Linked DNA regions of Homo sapiens: regions 1 and 3 are each linked to region 2. Evidence: read pairs that join two places in POLR2A ChIA-PET (ENCODE). Cell type or tissue: CD4-positive, alpha-beta T cell. All regions are shown on one strand. Links, peaks and the distances in the headings refer to the core of each region. The heading gives the core; the rest is flanking DNA. Region 1 has its middle 17 kb from the start of LINC02914. Region 2 has its middle 60 kb from the start of LINC02295. Region 3 overlaps BCL11B (BCL11 transcription factor B).

Evidence for each region. Peaks named below come from ENCODE experiments on the same cell type or tissue, not always from the same donor. Only the 100,000 strongest peaks of a DNase experiment are listed, where the experiment ranks them.
Region 1: POLR2A ChIA-PET joins it to region 2 with 8 read pairs; 2 of 35 experiments call an interaction of 5 or more read pairs at or near these places.
Region 3: POLR2A ChIA-PET joins it to region 2 with 5 read pairs; 3 of 35 experiments call an interaction of 5 or more read pairs at or near these places.

The regions. Positions count from the first base shown.
Region 1 is chr14:98,691,281-98,698,630 of GRCh38, forward strand. No RefSeq gene overlaps it. Among named protein-coding and RNA genes, the nearest start is that of LINC02914, 17 kb to the right of the region's middle. In CD4-positive, alpha-beta T cell, for the core only: no CTCF peak of the experiment used is centred there; no DNase peak of the experiment used is centred there.
Region 2 is chr14:98,191,934-98,199,283 of GRCh38, forward strand. No RefSeq gene overlaps it. Among named protein-coding and RNA genes, the nearest start is that of LINC02295, 60 kb to the left of the region's middle. In CD4-positive, alpha-beta T cell, for the core only: a CTCF peak has its summit at 3,870; a DNase peak (open chromatin) is centred at 3,908; H3K27ac peaks cover 1,676 bases.
Region 3 is chr14:99,201,124-99,208,473 of GRCh38, forward strand. All of the region lies in intron 3 of BCL11B (BCL11 transcription factor B), which reads right to left. LOC124903412 (a long non-coding RNA gene) reads right to left here. Exons shown (of 2, transcript XR_007064392.1): 2 at 1-7,350. Among named protein-coding and RNA genes, the nearest start is that of BCL11B, 67 kb to the right of the region's middle. In CD4-positive, alpha-beta T cell, for the core only: no CTCF peak of the experiment used is centred there; no DNase peak of the experiment used is centred there; H3K4me3 peaks cover 1,445 bases; H3K27ac peaks cover 4,890 bases.

The DNA.
Region 1 (7,350 bases), core at 1,557-6,556, 500 kb after region 2:
TTTTTTGAGCATCTCCCACACATCAGGCACAGGACATCTATTTACCTACCTCATAGAGAGACAGGCAGCATGTATTTACAATAATGAGTGCAGATATCTGGAGTCCACATTTATAAGCTGTAGGATCTTGAACAAATTGCTAAACCTAATGTCTGCCGCAAGAAGGGAATGGTGATAATGCCCACCACAAAGAAGAAATCACGGATTGAAAGAGATTATGTGTGTAATGCAGTCAGAGTAATATCTACGACCTAGCGAGTTCTCAAAAACGGTTTACATATTTGTAAGCCCTAGTATCCTTAGCTCATTAAATCCCTACAATGACCTGTGATGAAACAGAGTCCCATGGAGGCTAAACAATGTGCCTAATATCCTCAAGGCATCTAAAAGCAGAACTAAGCAGTGATCCAGGCTGGGCACAGTGGCTCATGCCTGTAACCCCAGCACTTTGGGAAGCCGAGGTGGGCAGATCACCTGAGGTCAGGAGTTCAAGACCAGCCTGACCAACATGGTGAAACCTCGTCTCTACTAAAAATACAAAAATTAGCCGGGCATGGTGGCGGGCACCTGTAATCCCAGCTACTCAGGAGGCTGAGGCAGGAGAATTGCTTGAACCCAAGAGGTGGAGGTTGCAGTGAGCTGAAATTGTGACATTGCACTCCAGCCTGGACGATGGGGCAAAACTCCTTCTAAAAAAAAAAAAAAAAAAAAAAAAAATTCCAAGTCTGTGTGACAGCAGCTCCTGGAGGCCACACGGAGCTCCTTGGGATGCATGGCACCATGAAATTCCGAGTGTGAACTCCTTTCTTCCTATGTGTGCCTTCTCCCCACTCCAAGGAGTGCATGACTCAGAGTAAGCTCCTTACCCTGCTAGCTAGCATCTCTATTGGAAGTGGTGAACTTCATAGCTGAGCTCCCTTCCAGATTTATAATATATCCATTCCCCCAAGTGCTTGACATGGATGTGTTAGAGAGTTGAAGACACTCTTTAATGTTCAATATTTCTGTGATTAACGTTTTATTGGACGGTGGGCAATGGAAATGCTATCCCCGCACAAGAGAATTCAAATAGGGGACATTGTCTGTTGCATAAAACCTCCATTTAAAGATTTTTTTTAAATGTTTTAAAAGTGACTTTGGAAGGAAGCTTCAACCTGAGGAGAAGGATCAAAAGTAAAATTGATGGCTTCAGGATGGAATTTTTCCCTTCAGTAACTTAGCCATCCTGATAGAGATAATGCTGTCCACCTGTCAAGGCGAGGCGGCAGGCTCACTGCAGAGAAAGACAGCAAGGACCTTCAGAGCCTGCTCAACTCCAGAAGCTTGTTAAGGGGCTGGGAGAGAAAGAGCAATTGCCCTCCCTCTTGTCCTTCCCCTGTCCTCTTTCTCCAAGCCTGAGAGAGGACTGCAAGGCCACTGGTCCCCAGAAAGCTGATGAGGATGAGTGGCTCACGGTTCTGTGTGGCTTGTTAATCACACCAGCTAGCAGTCCTCTTCCTATGTGCCTGCCACTGTGCAAAGCTCTTTACTTCAATTAACTGAAGCTTCCCTGTGACCCCTTGATATTAATATCAACATCCTTATTTTACAGATGAGGAAAGTGAAACCCCAAGACCTCAGTCTTACTAACCCCCAGACCTCAGTCTTACTAATCCAGTTACTCAATCAAGACCTGGCACACTGAGACAGTCTGAGCCCTGAATCACCATGCCACACTCTCCACATTCCTCATCTCCTGTGACCCTCACCACAGCGCTGCTAGATGAGTTTTTGGCTCATTTCAGACTAAGGTGATCAAGAGCCAGAGAGAAGTAGTGGCTTGTTCAAGGTCACACAGCCAGTGCATGGCACAGCTGGATCCTGAACCCTAGCGGCCTGACTGCAGACTACGTCACAACTGGTGGACATAAGGGAGGACGTTTAGCTGATTTTTCTCCTTAATGGTTCGCTTAGTTACTGAATAAGGTATTCCAGTAGTTTTTTGCTATAATTAGCTTTTTATGTTTTATGCTACAGTGCTAATAAGAGTAGTTTAAATAGATTTGAAAGTTGTATTAATTCCACTCTTTTTCTTTTAAAAAAAATGGAGCTAAAAATTAAGTCACCTTGAGAGAAATTGATATTATCATTGTTACACATAGCAGGTATAAACAAATCTGTATGTATGCCTAAACTTACCCATAGGTATTGCTACAGATATGTTTTATATCTATAAATATGTGACATATGTGCAGTTAATACATGTCCATGCATATCTCCTTTTACTGCTTAAAATTATTAACCCTTTTCAAATAAACTGACCCCTGATGCGAATCCTCCTCACCATAGAGTTGCTCACAAAAGAAGCAACTTGGTTACAAAGCAACACCTGAAGTTCAAAGTTTTGCCCCTGTGACTTTTAATTCAGAGCCCGTTGTTGAAACCACTATTCATCTTCTTTGTCCGCAGCATCTTTATGCTGTGGTCCATCTTTCCCCATAAGCCAACGCACATACTTCTCATTAAACCTCAAGGTCAGCTGGAGCTGCCTGCCTCTCTCTTAGAAAGGCCATCAGGATCCCCAAAGTGAACGTTACACATGCCACAGAGCTCGAGTTTTCTGTCCAGCCACCCCAAGCGCAGTGCGTAGGAATCTGGCCATTTTTGCTTGATATGGTGACAGAGAAAGAAAATGTGAAATTTATTATATAGTTTTATTTATACCTCCATTATATTCTACAAAATATCAAAGGTGGTATAAGCAAGATGTAGACCTAGATGGCTAATATATCTTCTTTGTTCCAGAGGGTTTTATATTTCATTTATTTTCAAACTGAACATGATCAGGTGATTATATAAATAATAAAGATGTGTTGTATCATTTATTTGAAGAATAACTGATCTGTGATCATTTTGGTATTGATTAAATTAATAGAATAAGCACTTACGTACCTTACTACAAACCTGTATATTAAAAATATGCCTTAAAATATAAGCCAGGGTCTGGAAAAAGGTTTGATCTGGAGTAGTGGGAGTGAGCTCATTTGACCTCAGCTTTGCTTCCCAAACTAGAAGACACTGAGAACAGGCTACTGGCCTCAGGGTCTCTGTTCTTTTTCAAACAGCAAGTTGGCCTACCATTCTTACTAAATCATTGCCATTCCCTTTGAAACCCAAGCTGATATATCGATGACCTTGCACCAAGTAATAAGTTCAATTATATTTTCCACTTGTAATTTCACATCTACATCCAAAAAAGGCTCAGTCCCTTTCTTTTTATTACAATTTATATTTCTTAGTATGTTTGGACTGATTTTAGGCAGATTGCAGATTCATTGTTAGTTTTTATTCTTGTTTTCCAAGTGTGAGAAGAATGACTAATTTTAGTGGTTGGCCTCCTCTCTTCCTCAAAGTCTTCAGTTGAGTTAATGTTTGCTTTGTCTTAAAGCTACTAGTTTCATTCATTCCCTTTGAATCCATTGATTCAGAGATGTTGCACAATGTAAGTAATATGATCATTACATCACATCCCTTTTTTTTCAGATGGTGTATCTGAAAACCAGAGATGGAGAGTGGATAAGCCAAGGTCACACAGCAAATTCATGGCAGAGCTGGGACTAGATCCATGGGATCTTAGACTGGGATGATCTTCTATTTTGTGTAGAGTGTCTCTGTAAGAGGGTGGTGTTGGATGTATCTGCCTGTCCATTCCCATTTTTGGCCATGGTCCATATTGCCCAGGGTGACTATCTACTCTTTCACCCCCTAAAACTTTATACATGATGAGCTTCTCCAGCTAACCATTGCAAACACTGCTCTAGTGTTTCATTACCATTCCATTTCCACAATGTTTATAGCTAGAGGAGCTACCAAACCTAGACTTCATCTTAGAGTAGAGTTTACACTTTGTGTCATGCATCTTACCAGGGATGAGATTAACCTGGGTGTGGCTCAGATAAGAAGGTTAAAATAATTACAAAATGAAAAATTGAGCATTGGCCTATTGAGCATTGTCTTCAAATATCTGAAGTGCAGGTTGTGGTGTACATGAGGAATCAGAATTGTCTGCACAGAGTAAAGCTAGAATCATTCAAGTGGCCAGTCCATTTATATACTAATTGAAGACCTTTCTGGAAATGACAATGCATTAGTTCATTCTCACACTGCTATGAAGAAATACCTGACACTGGGTAATTTATAAAGAAAAGAGGTTTAGTTGACTCATAGCTCCGCATAGCTGGGGAGGCCTCAGGAAACTTACAATCATGGCAGAACACACCTCTTCACAGGGCGGCAGGAGACAGAATAAGCGCAAGCAGGGGAAATGCCCGATGCTTAAAAAAACCATCAGATCTGTTGATGATAATGAGACTCACTCATTATCATGAGAAGAGCATGAAAGAAACTGCCACCATGATTAAATTACCTCCCCCTGGTTCCACCTTTGACATGTGGGAATTACAATTCAAGGTGAGATTTGAGTGGGCACACAGAGCCAAACCATATCAGACAAGTAGGCCAAAAAATAGATGTCTCGTCTTGTGAAAGAGTTGCCCAACCCAAGTGCAAGACAGCCCATTCTATCACAGCACTCAGGGCAGACTTGAGTTCATGTCTTAGCTCCAACTGAAAAACCATGAGACTTTTTAGCTGCATAAAACAGTGAACATGCTGGAGATAATGATGATGATGATGATGATGATAATGATGGTGAGGATAATGATGATGGTGGTGATGATGATGGTGATGATGATGATGGTGATATTGGTGATGATGATGATAATAGTAATGGTGATGATGATAATAGCAATGACAACGGTGATGATAGTGATGGTAATGATGATGAAGATGACAATAATGAGAAAAATGGTGATGAGGAAGGCAAGAGTGGATAATAATGTAAACACAGGCTGCTTCTCTCAAAAATGTTGAGTAAGAGATCCTCACACTGGATGGGAAGTGGAGGAGCCAGGTGACTTCAAAGATTTTCCACTTCCCCTATGAGTCTATGACTCTTAAGTAGTTAAATAAAAACAACAAAGCTTTAGCGTTAGAGCAATAACAGGTCAAATCCAGTAGGTATGAAATATACAACCTTGTATCTGTCAGATTATGTATATTCTTAAGGCCTTTTATTCTTAACCCTAGAATATGGTGATAAAATATCTATCATGCAAAATGGTAGACAGAATTAATGTGTTTTAATTTTGTAAAATACCTTGTTACAACTCCAGACATGTGAGAGTCACTGAATGAATGTTCATTTATGTTCTATGAATGGTGAAAGAAGTGGCAGATGTTGATCTAGAATACTGGCAACCAAAAAGCCAGAATGACTGGACTGACATTTTCAGGGACTTTTTGAGAGCCATGTTCAGTACCTATGCCTTGTGCCTTCAGAAAACTGAATAATAGAGACCATCCCTATGTTGTCCTGGCAAGATGCCAGGTAAGCTTAGGTCCATCACCCCTCTCATTAAGCTTGTACTTCACTCTTCTATTAAGTCTTTCCAGACATTTTCCAATTTTTTCCAAAGCTGAATTCCAACCAGGCTGCTCACTCATTCATTCGTTCAGCACATCCTTATTCATCACTTACCATGAGCTAAGCTCTGTTCAGCATGAAGTGGACAGGACTAAGCCCTGATCTAGCTCTGGGGATGGGATGGAGGAGACAGGCATGTATGTTAAGATCTGAAACTGAGATGTACACAGAATGCAAGGATGGTGTGGTGCACAGCCTGCTGAATTCTGCCTGGGGCCACAGGTGGGGGTGGGGGTGCTTCCAGGAAGATTGAGAGGTGGATTCAGGAGAACTGCTGAGTGAAGGGGTAAGTACCATAGAATAAGAGTAACAATTGTAAGAACTGTGGATTCTTTGTGCAATCAATAAATCTTTAATGAAGACCTCTTATGGGGCAGTTTCTGTGTTAAGCATCCGGGATGCAGTAGGAGCAAGAGATGCACCATTCCAGCTCCCCACTGTTTCTAAGAGAGGAAGCAGAAAAGTGAAATGTGGAGAGGTATGTAGGTGGGAGAGAGGATGGGTGGTTATACATGACAAGAAGCTAATAAAATGAAGAAGTAATATAACATATGAGGAAATGAAGATAATGAAGGAGGGCAAGGATGCAGAGAGGCAGGAGTGGAGGTGGCATCATAGGGAATCATCAGGGAGGCCTCTGTGCCCCTGCTTGCCATGGAGAAATTGTGAGCCATGACCCACACAAAGCCCCAGGCAGCTTTTTTCTGGCACATACCAAAGACCCATCAGAGGTAGTTCCCTTTGGCTACTCTGCCCGCATTCTGGACACAGAAATTTAAGGATATGGGAGTGATTATTCTCTAATCACTGATATCTGAGTTCTTCAGACATCTGATGAGGTGATGTGTGTGTGAGGGAGGGAAGGGAACTAAAATTCTTGCAGGTGTATATGCAGCAGGTGGTCTGCAGGGTGCTTTGCTCACACCTTCTGAACTTCCTGTCACTCTCCTGACCCCATGGGGGTACACTGGTTTTATCTCCCTGACACAGGGAAATTCTCAACCATCCTACTTGCATTTTGGCTTGCTCACCATTTAATGTCCAGTCTGTAGCACACAGCCTACCACATAGAAATATGTAATGATAATTGAATGGATGGATGGATGGATGGATGGATGGATGGATGGATGGATGGAAGAATATTATAATGGGAATAGATTATTCCTGTTTTTCAGATGAAGAGAGCTCAGAGACGTTGTGTGACTAGTATGCAACCATGGACCAAGAAATCTGCAGAGGTGGAGTCAATAGACAAGTTATTTATTCATTTAATACTCCCTCTCACAGGCTTTGTTAATAGTGCTGCCCACTCTTCTGTCAGCTGGTAATAAAAAGACAGATAAGGCTTCCCACTGTCTTTAAGACACTTATCATGTGGAGAAATGAATCGGCTGGCAAATTTCAGAGTCCAAATTTTAGTAATTTTCCTAGTACATAAGATGAATTTGTGGAAGTTACAAGAATAAAGGTTTTGGTGAACACATAAAGAAGATGATTTTGACATTTCTCTTTCAATGCATGCTTGTTCTGTTGTTGGTGAGTTCCTCTTCTCTGGGAATATTCAAGGTGAGGCTGAATGATCCCTGGTCAGACCCAAGAGAGAGGGGACTCAAGCTCAGGGTAGCCTGTTAGATTGGGTGGGCAGTCAAGGGTAGGTCTCTGCCACCCCCAGGAGTCAAATGCAGTGCAAACCTGCATACCATTTCCCCATTCCCAGTGTGGCCGCTGGCATGGGGTCCTTGCTCTGATGGGCACTGAATATCTGAGCAGACCACTTTCTGAGCAAGCCCAGGGACTTCTGTATCTCCATGAATGGGCACCCTCAC
Region 2 (7,350 bases), core at 1,120-6,119:
GGCATTTCAGTAAATGCCCATCACCTAAGACAGAGATAGTCTCCCCAAATTTTGCACCCTTAATATCGCATTCACTCCTGAGACCAACACAGTAAACTAGGTATAGGAAATATGTTTGCCTCTACTGTACAGAAAGGAAACTGAGGTACATTCACCCATTCTTGTTGACTGCCTATATACACAAGGCTCTTTCCAAACTACATAGGTGAGCAATGACTTATAGCTTCCTAAATTGGTTGCCTGATATAAGTGTTAAAGACCATTTTATGTTCATTCTACAGACAATGAATATCAAACATTTCTCTGGTCTTGACCAAAATTTCATATTTTTTTTCCCCGAAAATATCAATATGAGTTAGAAAATAGGCTCTAGAGCTTTGGCTTAATCCCAGTCACCAACTCTGAACCTGTTTCCTCATCTTTAAATTAGACTAATAAGATCTCTCTTGCATCACTTAGAAGTCTTTGGGGTCATTAAAGTTAATACTGAATCCTATTTCAATTGTACATGTATTTATTAAATACCTACTCTATGCCAGGAACCATACTGGACACTGAGAGGACAATGATGAATAAGACCCACTTACTCACTCTTCCTCCTAGTGAAGCTCATAGTCTAATGGCAAACGCAGACATTGAACATAGACCGACATGCATAAGGCATGCAGTGGAAGGGAAAGCATGGAATGGGATGGGAGCCATCGCAGGAAGTGTAAAGAGAATATTAACTATATTGGGAAGATGAGGCTGCAAGCTTTCCATGAAGAAAGTGAAAGAAGTGAAATGTAAGCTAAAACATTCGTATACAGGAACAGAAAGCCCTACTTTTATTATAGTATGTGCTAGTATTAGTCTTCCACAGTATTGGTGTTCTATTAGTAGAAAGATCTGTGCTATCTCTGTGTCCTGTTCCGGCAGCACTCTGAGCATCCTCCAACATGGGAGAGTGAGGAAGCCGCATACTGTCAGATCTCAATGCCACAGTGTCATAGATGTCTATGATTTGAGGAACTCAGTCAGGGTGGCCGGTTGAATGGCTGTGGATGGAACCACCAACTCCTGATTGGCATTCTCCCTGCTGCACTTCTGAAAGGAAGGAAGAAAAGAAAATCTTGCAGGCACCCACACATCCAAAAGGAAAAAAAAAAAAAACATGTCAGTTGTACCCACTCATGTCATGTCTGCTTAGTGACAGGCAGAAGTACGCCCACTCCTGGTGGCCCAAACTCCAGAAGGAAAGTCATGTTGGAGCTGCCCACACTCTCAAGGATGACATGGGAGCTGGGTCAGCAGGCAAGTCATCTCCAGCATCTCAAAGGGCTGGGGAAAGAGGGAGGGCCTAAGTCAGGTGTAATGGGCCAGTGTTCACCTCTTCTTCTAGACTAGGAGAGCCTTGAGGTCAGGGATGACCAGGACTGAGTCTGGGAAACTGATAAAGAAAGATATGTTTATAAGAATCACTGGGAATAATTAGAAGGGCTTCCTGTTGCATGGCTGCCTTAGGACTGTGAAGCTAACATAAATGCTGGAAGACTCGCTGAGCAAGAGAAAAAGAAGAGCCCCATTCTGAGGTTCAATTCAGCACTGCAGTCTCTTGCCTATCTAAAGAATCACAGAAAGCCTGATCTCTCCATGAAAATTCACTTCTCCCATAAAGAGTTCAACCCCTCAACTCCCCAAAACACCATTAAGATCAAATCACTGGGAAATCTTTTATCTGCCATTCAGAATTCAGCAAAAGAAGCTTGGAAATCTGCTTATAGACATACCACAACTGACTAAGCCAAACATGGGTGAATGCAGAAAACAAGGGATCCATTCGTTGAAGGATTACCCAGGCCTTTAGTTGCCATCTTTGCAAGCATCCTTGATACCTCTCCAAAGCCTTGAACTATCAACTAAAGACCAAGAAAGTCTACAAAATCACCAAGGATCCTGATGGTGCATGTAATTGCTCTAAGAAGCTGGACCGAGAGGAGCAGTGACATTTGAAGTAGTATAGAGCTAAAAGAAATGACTTGTTTCCTCTTTGGTTTATAATCTTTGTGAGTTTTTTAGAGAATAATTGAAGGGGATAACATATTATCTATTCACATAGATAAGAATGGGTAGATAAATAGTTGGTTATAAGGAATCTTTTGAAGTTAGATTTTTTTGTTATCATAGAGCAAGGAACATATTTGACAAGCAATACCCTAACACTTGGGCTGTTATCTGAGAACCTCCCAGGTTGCACACCTATGCAAGTAGGGAACTGAATATGTAGCCTACTTGTTCTGAAGCTAAGCTAATCTGGATTTACATTTGCAACCTACTGGGTTTCATTTATTCAACATAACAGTATAAAATTATACAGATTAACTGATAAGATACTAATAATTTGATTGATAAAATGGGGTCCCATTTGCCATATTAAACAAAGGGGAGCTGAAAGAATAATTGAACTGAAGAGGCATTTGAAAGCTGTCAGAAGAGAAGCAAAGGCAACATAAGCTGAGAATACACAGGTCTGCTTCCATTTGGTGGGCCATAGACAAGCCTTCTTTGAGGAGGTGATCTTGGAGCTGAAGAAACTGTTGCTTAAAACACAAAGGAAAGATGGCAAAGGTTGAGAGATGGTGGTAGCAATAGAACATGGTATGGGAAAATGGGGGGCTATGCAGTGACATCACATGGTTTAGTTTATCTGAGGAGGTATCCAGTGCATCCTTTGGAGGCCAAGTCAAAACATGTGAACTTCTTCTGTAGACAGCAGGAAGCCCTGGAGTATTTTCAGCAGAGAAATAATATGTTCAGAGAAACATTTTAGGAAGATAAATCTAACCATGGTGTGAGGGATGTTAGAAATAGCCAATCTGGAGACAAGGCAATCAGTCATGAGGCTCACGCTTTGGGAAGGAGGAGAAGTGAGGAGTCTCTGTGGTCCTTGAGGCTGAAAATTCCAGTCTGGTTAGACAGGACTCCTGATTCCTCAACACCCAAGGGGAGAAACTGGCATGTCTATGTTCTACTTGTTCTCTGATTCCCCTTATGTTAATATTATCCTCTCTTCTTGGCTGGGAGGAGGTACCAGTAAAATTAGGAGTGTCAGAATGAGCTGCTTTTTTGGCCCACGCAAGCCACTTACATTTTCAAATCATTCCTATCACTCTCAGCTGACAGGCATAGGACTTTGTTCTGATGCCTTCATTCAGAATGGAGCCTTGGAACGAGGCAGAAAGACCCCCCCTGCTCAGGTTTACCCACATCACCCTCACTCAGACTCTGTTTCTTTGCTACAGCATGGGGGGTAATAGGAACACCTGCCCATGCGGCTGGGCACACTTAGCACACTGGCTGGCACATGATAAACTCTCACTCAATGCTTCTTGCTATTACAGGTCTGCAATCCCTTACCTACAATTCTGGAAGCCCAAACGCTCTGAAGGCTTACATTTTATGACTTATTTGACTGCAACAACTGGCCTGATCTGAACTCATTAGGCAGCAAAAGTTGACCTGGACCGACACTGGGCTGTTGATAGTCTTTATTTATCCGACTTGGTGTGCATATTCATACATTTTTCTGCAGAAATATTAATGGGCTTGATTGCAGGGCACTGCCCCAGGCTCCACTGGGGGTGTTAAATAATACTGAGTGCATGCAACATATTACTGTTCTAAATCTGAAACATACTGAATGCCAAAGGGCACAAAGGTTTCAAATATGGGGTCATGGATTCATATTGCAAAGCTTGTATCTTTTTAAGGAGTGGTTGGCAGCCTTCACATCTAGATGCAAAAAGGAAGAAACTGTTGACACGGAATAGAGTATTACTTTTTTTTTTTTTGGTCTTTTCTTTTTATTTGTCAGATGCTGAAATAAGAAGTGAGCTTCTGAAATGCCTGTGGGTGGTGCTGGAAGCCCAGGGTGTGAAGCCCACCTCCCACCCAAGGAATTTCAGTTTCAAAAGTCTGACTCCGCTTTTGTCTCGGCATCCTGTTGAGAGAACGTGAATGGAGAGGAGAATTTGGCTATTCTTTGTCTTAAAGATGGGACACTGAGGTTTTGGGAGTTTCAGGACCTAGTGATAGGTCCTACAGGCTGAACAAAATGGTGCCAGGACAGTCTTAACAACTTTTGAGTTTTGCATCAAACAGTCATAAGGCCAGAAATATCTTAAGCAAGGCTTTGGTTCTAAGACCTTCTTTCTTTAGATCCTGCATCAGGTGAACCATATAGTAAGTACTCAGTAAATCTGCATGGGATTGGAATGACTCTGTTTTCTTTCTCTCTCTCTTTTTTTTTTTTTTTTTTTTTTGAGACAGAGTGTTGCTCTGTCACCCAGGCTGGAGTGCAGTGGCGCGATCTTGGGGCACTGCAACCTCCACCTCCCATGTTCAAGTGATTCTCCTGCCTCAGCCTCCCAAGTAGCTGGGACTATAGGAATTTGCCACCATGCCTGGCTATTTTTTTTTTTTTTTTTTTGAGACAGAGTTTCGCACTTTAACCCAGGATGGAGTGCAGTGGTGCGATCTCGGCTCACTGCATTCTCCACCTTCCAGCGATTCTCCCGCCTCAGCCTCTTGAGTAGCTGGGATTACAGGTGCCTGCCACTACACCCAGCTAATTTTTGTATTTTTAGTAGAGATGGGGTTTCACCGTATTGTCCAGGCTAGTCTTGAACTCCTGACCTCAGGTGATCCACCTGCCTCGGCAACCCAAATTGCAGGGATTACAGGCATGAGCCACCGCAACTGAGTGATTGTTTCTTTCTCATATCTTCTCCTTTGTCCATTCAGCAGCATAGGGAGGGACACTGAGTATCAAAGAGCAGCCTTTCACCTCCTAAATGCAGTTGGCAGAAGATTAATGGTGGGATTGGACTAACACAATCAGTGTTTAGGTAAAGTTTGTGTTTGAGCTACTACAATAATTTTAGGGAGTCTGCTGGATCTCTCTTCTTCTTTGTTCTGTCTGCTGAATAGTGGGCCAAGATGACACTCTGAGCTTTCCACCCTGAAAGACAAACACCAGAATCTTGGGACTAGAGTCTTTGGCTTGGAGATTGTGATGCCATGAAAAAAAAATTCCCCAAATGGAACATGTCTTCAAGGAAAAGACAAGCAATGTTTTCTGGGTGGTGTTGATACAAAGGATCCTGTGTGAAGAGTTTGGAGACCTGTTTCATTCCACCACCAAAGTACCAGCAAGGGTCCATGAACTGGGGGATTTTGAAAACTCTGTAGAAACTCAGAATCTTTTTTTTTTCTTTCTACGTGCATAAGCTATGTTGGAAAATAAGCACACTGCCATCATTCCAAGTGCACCTCAAGTCCTACCTCATCTGCAAAGCCTCGATTCCTTTTCACCTTCACTGTCTGGACTTTTTGCAATCATTCCCATTCCTCTTCTCCGTGGGGCTACTTCCAGAGCCTGCAGTGTCAGGGAGCTGTGCACCGGAAGCCTTGAAGGGCTAGTTGGTCTTCCCTGTGTTTCCTGGGACGTTGTTGTTTAAATAACTTGCCATCCACCCACAGTTCTGGATCTTCACATATTTAAACAGAACTACTGTCTCCCTATTATCTGCCACACCAATAGGGTAGGGGTGCCATGTTCTTCTAGGAGGATAGGCTCTAACCCTTGGAGTCATTGCCAGCTCTCCTCTCTTTTCTACCTTCTGGTTCTAAGTTGTTTTGGGCCAAAGAGCCCTTTGAGACTCAATGACACTTTGTCTCTTCCCACATGGAAACACACACGAGTAATACTATCTTTCTTACCATTTCCAGGGGTCACTAACCCTCAGAACTTCATCCCTGGGCCCCCCACCCTCCATCAGTGCAGGGTTTCTCAGAGTAGCCCGTGAACCACTGCAGTGGTTTGCTTTAACCCAGATTCCCAGACCTCATCCCTAGACCTACTGAGACAGAATGGACAGAGCAAGGAGGACAGATGAGCTGCCCAGACCACGTGGTTAGTATGTGGTGACCCTGGGATTCAAACCCGGGGACTGGCTTCCAAGGTAATGTTTTCATTACCTCGATCACAAGGGGGTTTGATAAACTAAGCAATCAGAACTTGCTGGTTTTCCAAGGAAGAATTGACAGGATGATTGAGAGAGAGAGAGAGAGAGAGAAAGAGTGTGTGTGTGTGTGTGTGTGTGTGTGTCAGGAAGGTTGCAAAGTAGTATAGTCAGAGTTAGAGTGGCCTAAGATTTAGGGAGGAAAGCAATATACACTCAGACTCTGTCCCCAAATGTCTGAACTCTACAGTGATCAAGACACTGCTGAGATGTTCCCATTACTAGGTGCATTTTCCAACACATGATTTGTTCCAGCATCCCCTCCAGCTTCCTAAGGACACCCAGGAAAAGCCAATCTTATCTGAAAGACCATACCCTTTGAACCCAAAGTCACTGGAACTCTTGACAATGCTAAGGATTCAAGATCTGCTGCCCCTGAGGGAACAGCCCAGACATAGACAGAGGAGGCAGAGCACCAGCGTCCTCACCCCGTGGGACTTTCCAGGCAGGCTGACCGGAGCAGGTTTCTGTGAGAAACTGATAACTGGGCTGGCTGCCCCTGGCCTGCCTGCCTGCTCGAGACAGGGAGTGACAAAGTGCTGCATCACCTTTTTCTCCCGCGGTTCGGGTTCACACTGCTGGGCTGGGCTCCAGAGGAACTGGTGGTTAGTTTTGTGGTCACCCAGCAGTTTTATGAAGGCCCTTAAGGTGCTTCAAGTACCAGGTGGCCCCAGCGTGGTTTAACTGTCTGGGGGCCCGAGCTCTCTCAGTGGCCACCTAAGTAAAGTAGACAAGCTTCATGTGAGAATTGTTCAGTTGGCCATGGCGATTACATAATGCACTAGAGGTGCAAGGACCACGCTTGCTATTCAGTAAGATATTACAAGTTCATACATTGTAAATTAATAAATATGCCAGCCCTCTTGTGGCATGTGACAGTGAATCTAAAGCAATTGGAAACATCCATCGCCTCATCTGAGAGTTACAGCAACCCCATTGGATGCCTTGTGGGTTCCATGCTGCAGATGTGCAAAGTGAGGATGGTCAAGGCTGAGGGTCTGTCCAACTGACCAGACAACAACTGAGAGCCTTCCACAGGTGATGTCAGATTATTATTCCACAGCCCCACACAATCTGGAGTCTCCCCACTTTGCAGACAATGAAACTTCCCTGTTTGTAGTCTAATTCTTTCCCAGCTAGCCCCTCTCTCTCACTGGAACATCTCTCTGAAAGCTGTGGCTTACAGCTCTCAAGCAGGTAGGATCAAGATGGCTATATTTGCTCTTGGTTTTCTTCCCAGATGCTCTGTCAGACAGCACTTCTTAGCACAAATACAGAATACAAAATA
Region 3 (7,350 bases), core at 999-5,998, 1.0 Mb after region 2:
TCCGAGGGAAGTGGGCAGTAGCCCGTGCAAATCATTTCTACAGAGGAAAACGCAACCCTCGCCAGGGATTTCTCACCCTGGAAGCAAAACCAAGGCTCATTGTAAAGAATGCCTGAAAAGCAAATTGACCCTCACCAGCTGAAGAGTGGTCGGTAGTTAAAAAGTTGTCACACACAATTAACAGTCCAAATACTGTTTTAAGGGAGGGCAGGACACAAATGGTGACGGGACAATGCTCCCCTCTCATCTAGAGCCTGATGAAGGCCTGCGGCAACATGAATCGCTGTCATGATCATCACCATCCCACAGGGGGCTTCCTTCCTGCTTAGAGATGAGAAACTCAAGGCTCAGAGAGGTGGAGTAACTTGTCCAAGGTCACACAGCCAGAAGCCCCCACCTCCCATGACAAGGCTGCTCCCTAGGGAAACAGACCTGCCCCCAGTCCCTGTCCTGGCCCTGTGTTCACCCTGTTCTGCCCCCAGCAGCCACCCAGGCCGTCTCTCTGCACCCTGTCCCAGGTCCCTGGTGCTGCACCGCCCCTGGCACATCCCAGAAGTGTCTCCTTGCTCACACCCAGCACTGGCATCCCCTCTGCCTTGTGTGGCTGCCCCTCCACTGTGCCCACCTGGGAATGTCTTTGCCTCCTTCACTTCTGGGCTCACACTCCCTTGCAGAGCTCCTGGCCTCCCTTTGACCATCCCTCGGTGCCTCACACTGCTCCCGGGCTCTATGCCAGGGTGCCCCCAAGGAGCTGCACTCTTCCTCTCTATTTCTGGTGACCAGAACAATGCCAGGCTCCAAAGGGGGTCCTTGAGCCCACAACAGGCAGGAAGGAGTCGGGGCATCAGCCAGAAACACTCGCCTCTTTTTTTTCGGTAGAGACAGTTCACTCTGTTGCCCAGGCTGGAGTACAGTGGCTCGATTACCACTCACTGCAGCCTCAACCTCTTGGGCTCAAGCAATTCTCCCCACCTCAGCCTCCCGATTAGCTGGGATTATAGGCATACACCACCACACTCGGCTGATTTTTTTATTTTTTATTTCTGTGTAGAAACAGGATCTCACTATATCGCCCAGGCTGGTCTCAAACTCCTGGACTCAAGCCATCCTACCACCTCAGCCTCCCAAAGTGCTGAGATTACAGGTGTGAGCATGGCCAGCCACTGGCCTCTTTATAAGCGCCAGGATCACTTGTTTCTGGTGAAAGCTCTGCATGCTGTAGGAGCCTCTAAGAGTTCTTTTCTCCTGCTTTTTCTTTTAATAGGCCTATCCCAGGAGGAGGACACTTGAGCCTCCCAGCTTGTCAGCTCACTGCCCTTCCATCAGAGAAGGTGCTGGGTAGCAATTTCATGATCAGCCAAAATGTGCCTTGAAGTAGAAGAGGACAGCCCAGCCCTGGGCCAGAAATGACAAACAAGACAGCTTCCTCCTGAAGCCATGCGCAAGGCAACGCAAGGAGTGCCCTGAGGACTCATGGGGATGGGAGGGAGAGAGAGGGAGGCAGGGCCCACAGAGCCCTGGGGAGAGAGCAGAGGCCACCTGTCGTCGGCCACTAGAGCTCAAGTCTAACAGTCCTCCTGGCTACAGGGCAGTCCAACCTCCCCAGCCTCAGCCTCATTCAGCCTAGCTCAGGCAGGGAATAGCGAGGCCGAGGCCACCTGGAGCCGGTAGAACAAGCCTGGGGTCTCATGCAGCGCTGCCCCTGCTGAGTGACCCAGAAGTGTCCCTTCTCCTCTCTGGGTTCTGGTCTCTGGTCAGGAAGGGAGTCAAACCAGGCAAATCTAATTCAAACCCCCGCCAAGAATCCAGGGCCTCACAGCCCAAGTGCTCTGGGGTCGGACAGCCGGTGAAAAGCTGTTTCCACTAAGAAATACACAGGGTCCCCTCATCCCGGCTCTCAGCTGTTCAATGTCCGCACCCCACTGTGGCACGAAGCTGGGCCCTTCCACACCCTATCTCAACTCCCACTTCCTAGAAGACAAACTGAGGCTGTGGCTTTCCCCAACCACAGATCTGGAAGGCAAGGGCTGCTCCACTGCCCCATGTGTTCCCGTTCTCGTTCCCCATGGCCGCAGGGAGCAGAACAGGCCTAGTCAGCCACATGGCCTGGCACCAAACAGAAGGTCTCCACAGGGCTCAGCTCTGCTCCTGTAAATCCCATCATCAAAGAGGGAAATAACCCGTGAAGCCCCAGGACAGAGAGAGACTTCTGAGATGAAAAGATCTCACTTGACCCCTGAGACCTTCTAGTGGCAGGATGCTGACATGCATGCCTGGGGCCAACAGAACACTGACACTGAATCCAGAACTTTAATTTCTTAAAGGCGAGTTCAAAGAGGTTAACGAAAGGAAAGGTGCACCACGTTCCATCAGTGTCAGTGAGGATGAAGAAAGGAGAAGTGGGTTCGGAATGGGTCCACTGGCTGAGCAGCATTTCCTAAGCATCTACTATGTGCTAGGCACCATGGGGGTCCTGGGAAGGTCCCTACTCACAAGGAGTTCATTCATTCACTCATTCATTCAGTGAGTCATTCTTTACTCTGTAATTGCACAAATGGGTCTGAAAACTGCATCTCCTGGGCCAAGCTCTGTGCTGGACAAGAGAGGACGTGGTTATGAAGGGAGCCCCCCTACCCCCAACACTGAAGGCATCATTACAGGCCAGCACAGTGGGACCTTCAGCTCAGATAGGGATAGAGGGCTGGGGGCCGGGGGAGCGCACAGAAGGAAGCAGCCACCTCCCTCTCGTGGCCTAGTCAATCTTATCGCAACGCCCCAAGCGCCCCTGAACCCCCCGCTCTGAGCCAAGGAGTGCCACAAGAAGGTCAGCAGTGCCCAGGATGCCATCAGCCCCCAGGTCCCCCAGGCCCTTGCAGATGGAAGGACTTCCTCCTCATGGTCTTCCAGCCACTGCCCCCACCCTAGCCTTCCAGGCTCTACCCAGTGCCTGAAGCATGGGCATTCTCCCTGCTCAGTCAGAGCTCGGCCTCAGAGGGGAAAAGGCTGCCTTGTGGGTGATGACTGGAGGTGGGCCCACAAAAGGGGTTCACTAATGAGCCACCTGTGAACCCATCTCTGGGCAGGTTGCTGCAGACAGGATCCATGCACAAGCTGCCTGGTGGGCCTCTGGGGAAGTCTGTGGACTCGTCTTTCCAGGGGGTCTGGAATGAAGGCCTCTCTCTCCCTGGGGTTAGTGCAGAGAGGCTAAGGCACCTGTAACAACCTAGCAACTGCCCCCGATCCCGCACCCCACTGGCCTGTCCTGAGCACCCGAGCTCTTCCATCTGCAGTGGCCAAAGGCATTTTCACCACCCAACAGCCTTGGGGTAGGGGGGAGGGAGGCAGGCAGGAGAACTCAGAACTTTGCTCCCCCAGCCCTATCATTCACTCCACAGTGCTCAGGGAGGTGGGTGGGGGACTCGCCAACACCCACTCCACCCCACATTGCTCCACCAGCTTCCTGCCAATGCCCGGCAGCTATTCATCCCAGGGGCAGTCCCTGGACACCTCCCAGGGGCCAGGCCAGTGCTGGGCATCTGGGAGCCTAACAAGAGTGTCTAGAACCTTCTCCCTTACCAATAATGTCCCTTTTCCCCCACATCCAGACAGAGCGAGAGCTCGAGCCCAAGTGGTAAAAAGAATGTTCTAGACAAAATCGAACAGCAGCATCTTCCTTCCGTCCTTGGGTCTCTGAAGGCTGTCACGAAGGGCTGCCTGCATTTCTCATTCAAAAATGTTCAAAACCTAAAGAAACTCATAAATGTACACACAATAAGGCCACATGGGCAAAGCAAAACACAGACATGTAACTTGGGGCCTAAATTCAGCCCACTTCATGTGACAACACCATTACAGTCTGTGCCCCCTGTCCTTGGATGGAGGGGTACCTGGGACAGGACAGGCGGACCAGGTCCCAGATCACCTGTGGGCAGGTGTTCAGGGGATGCCCCTCCAGTTACATTACTTTGAAAGGGAGCATAATATGATCCTTCCTTAATGGAAGCAGCTCTTTCACAACAGTAGGAAGAGGGAATTAAAAAAAAAACAGGCCCTTGAACGAACCGAGGGCCCTCCTGGGCTGTCAAGAGAGAATTCTACAGCTGGTAGTGATGACGGCTCCATCCTACCCGGCCATTTCTTCATGGAGGTGTGGCCACAGGGTCTCAGACCCTGAAAATGAGCATCCGGGGACAGTCCCTAACTGAGACGGCCCAGGCCAGCAGGGCCAGTGGAGGATTCGCATTCACTCTGGTGCTCCACAAGTTTGACGGTTTGGGAAAATTCGCGGACTCTCCCAAAGCCTGCATCTCCCACTTCTACAATGACTGGTTAAATGCGCCCAAGGACCAGGCGCTCGCTACACCAGCATGCCAGGAAAGGGGAGGAGCGACGTGAGGACCTCCTGTGTCACCCTGTCCTGGGCGCTCTGTGAACTTTGTGATGCCTGAGATGAGCTCCCTTTTCCAGAGGAGGAAAAAGGAGCCCAAAATTTGACAGGACATTTGAAGCATCCGCCCCCCTACCCCCCAGCTTTGTGGAATGAGGTCAGGAATATGTAAATAAACAAACAGAGTACGTGGTAAGGAGCAGAATTCCCAGAAAGTTCTGTTCCCACATTTTACCTCCAAAATTAAAAGAAAATAACAGCACACATACCAGTTCCCGGGAGCAGTATGGTTCTTGACCACGGTGGACCAAGTCCAGACAGCCATAAAGCCACTCCCACCAAGGTCTTCCAGCAAAGATCTCTCATTGCAGAATCAAGTTGTTGAAGGAAGGTTAGCTCCAAAGAGGCAGCCCTTCGTAGCCAGGGGTTGGGAGGGGAGTCTTGTGGGAAGGGAGCCTGAAGTACCCCCGATACCCTCAACAGAGGACCGAGGCTTTGGGGAAGGAACACCTGAGCCAGCAAGGTTCATCCAATGGAGGCCAGGGCCAGAGGCCTCCTGGACCAGATTCTCTCTCCAGGAGCAGAGGCAGAGGGTGATCCAAGGACACAGAACAAGAAGATCTCAGCCTCCAACAGGGTCAAGATGGGAAGATGTCACAGTCATCCATCAGGGTAATACTATCTCTTATCCCTGGGGGCCACAAACTACGGGCCATGGATGTCTGCCTGTTTCTGTAAATAAAGTTTTATTGAAACAACAGCCACACCTGTTCATTAATAGTCCACGGGTACTCTTGCACTACAGTGGCACAGTTGAATACAGTAGTTCCCTGTTACCCGTGGTTTCACTTTCTGGGGTTTCAGCTACCCGAGGTTAACCATGGTCCAAAAATATTAAATGGAAAATTCCAGAAATAAACAATTCATCAGTTTTAAATTTTGAGCCACTCCAAGTAGTGTGATGAGATCTTGCACCACCCTGCTCTGTCCTGCCCAAGACCTGAATCTTCCCTCTGTCCAGCATATCCATGCTGTAAGACACCACCTGCCCCTTAGTCACTAGTAGCCTCCTTGGGCATCGGAGCAACTGTGGTAGTATCGCAGTGCTTGTGTCGAAGCCACTCTTATTTTACCTAATAATGGCCCCAAAGTGCAAGGGCAATGATGCTGGCATATTGTTCCAACTGTTCTATTTCATTATTAATTATTGTTGTTAATCTCTTACTGTGCTGAATTTATAAATTAAACTTTATCATAGGTATGTGTGTATAGGAAAAAGAACACAGTACAACAGGGTTCACTACTACCCGAGGTTTCTGGCATCCACTGGGTGTCTTGGAACATATCCCCCCAAGGATTAGGAGGAGACTACTATAGTTGCAAGAGAGACCACTTGGCCCACGAACCCTAAAGTACTTCACTATCTGGTATTTATCATAGATAAAGGCCCGGTCTTATCTAAAAAACCATGGGATGAAGCCCTCCAAGCTTGCAGTTGATCCAAAACTCTCTATGCTGAACTATTACTTTCTTTCATAAGTGAATCAGAAATCACAATGTTTCCATTTTTGCCAAGGCTGCCAGGAAGCTCAGAGGTAAATTCTAGGTTTTTATGCAATGCAGATTACTAGGACTACCTTTTCTGTCCCTTGATTGTATGATTCTCATTCTTTCACCATCATTTTAATGCTTCTATTACTGGTTTACTTAAAGCAAGAGACTTCAAATTCCTCTTATTATGACATAAATGACAAAGCGAAAAAATACATGAGGACCCAATAGCTGCTCCAGCTCAGGGGGCCCCCTGCACCTTGATGAGCCTTTGCAGACCTAACTCTCAGAAATCACCTGGCCAAGGGCACCTCATCCCTTCCTTTCCAATCTAAAGTCCCTCTAGCTGAGACCTTGGGACCAGAAAATCCCCCATGAAGCTGAGGGAGCTTTGGGCACTCACCTCAGTCACTTCCAGTGCCCTTCCTGTTTCTGGTGGGCAAGAGGGCTCCAAAAGCATCCCCTATTCACTCAGCCCCTCATTGACCTCCTGTGCACCCTGGGTGCTGGGAGCCGGAGCTAGAGGCATCAGGCACAATCTGTGCCCTGGAGGCCTTCACATTCCACACAAAGAGGATGTGACATGACTTATCAGCCGGCCCAGAGGCAGGTGCAAGTGCTGCCTGGGGGAGCTTTTCCCGGAGAGTAAACAGGAGCTCCCTCGGCTGCCTGGGGATGCCCAGGGCTTGCTGGGCAGAGTCTGGCCAGGCCAAAGGGCAGAGGCACCCAGGAGCCCAGTGGAGCAAGGAGCCCAGTGGAGCAGAGCTCAGCTGCCAACAACAGCAGCCCTGAGGGACAGGGCTCTGGCAGATCCTGTCCCCAGATCCACCTGGAACTGAGCTCCCACCAGCTGGGTGGCCCTGGGCAAGTAACAGGCCCCTGAGTCTCCATCTCCCCACACCAGCGGAGCAGCATTATTGGGAGGAATGGAGAGAGCAGATGCACCACGCCCAGCACAGAGCGGGTGCTTTGTAAATGAAGTCTACCCCAGGAGGCCTGGCTGGGTGGTAGCGGACACAGGGCAGCATAGGGAGATGAGTCCAGTAAGTCCCAGGGGCCATGCATGTTGCAATGAGGAGTCTACTTTCCCACAGGGGTGTCTGAAAGCCCGGATGTTTTAAAGCAAGAGGCGAAGGATCCTGTCCCTTGTCCTTTGGAGTGGCACAATTTGAACAAAGATGGGCCTGCTCAGGCCTGGCATCCCTTCCCCCACTGGAAAAGCCTGGTGTGGTCACCTGGGCCACAGCCACAGGGCCTCGGACTTCCCTGAGCCCCAGATCCCAGGAATGGACAAGGACCGTTCCTCCACAGAGGCCAGCATCTTGGAGCTGCAATCCCTGCTAATCACCACATTATTTATTTGGAGTTTATTAAGCAGTTGCTGCCACTGGCTGTTGGCAGCCTCTAATATT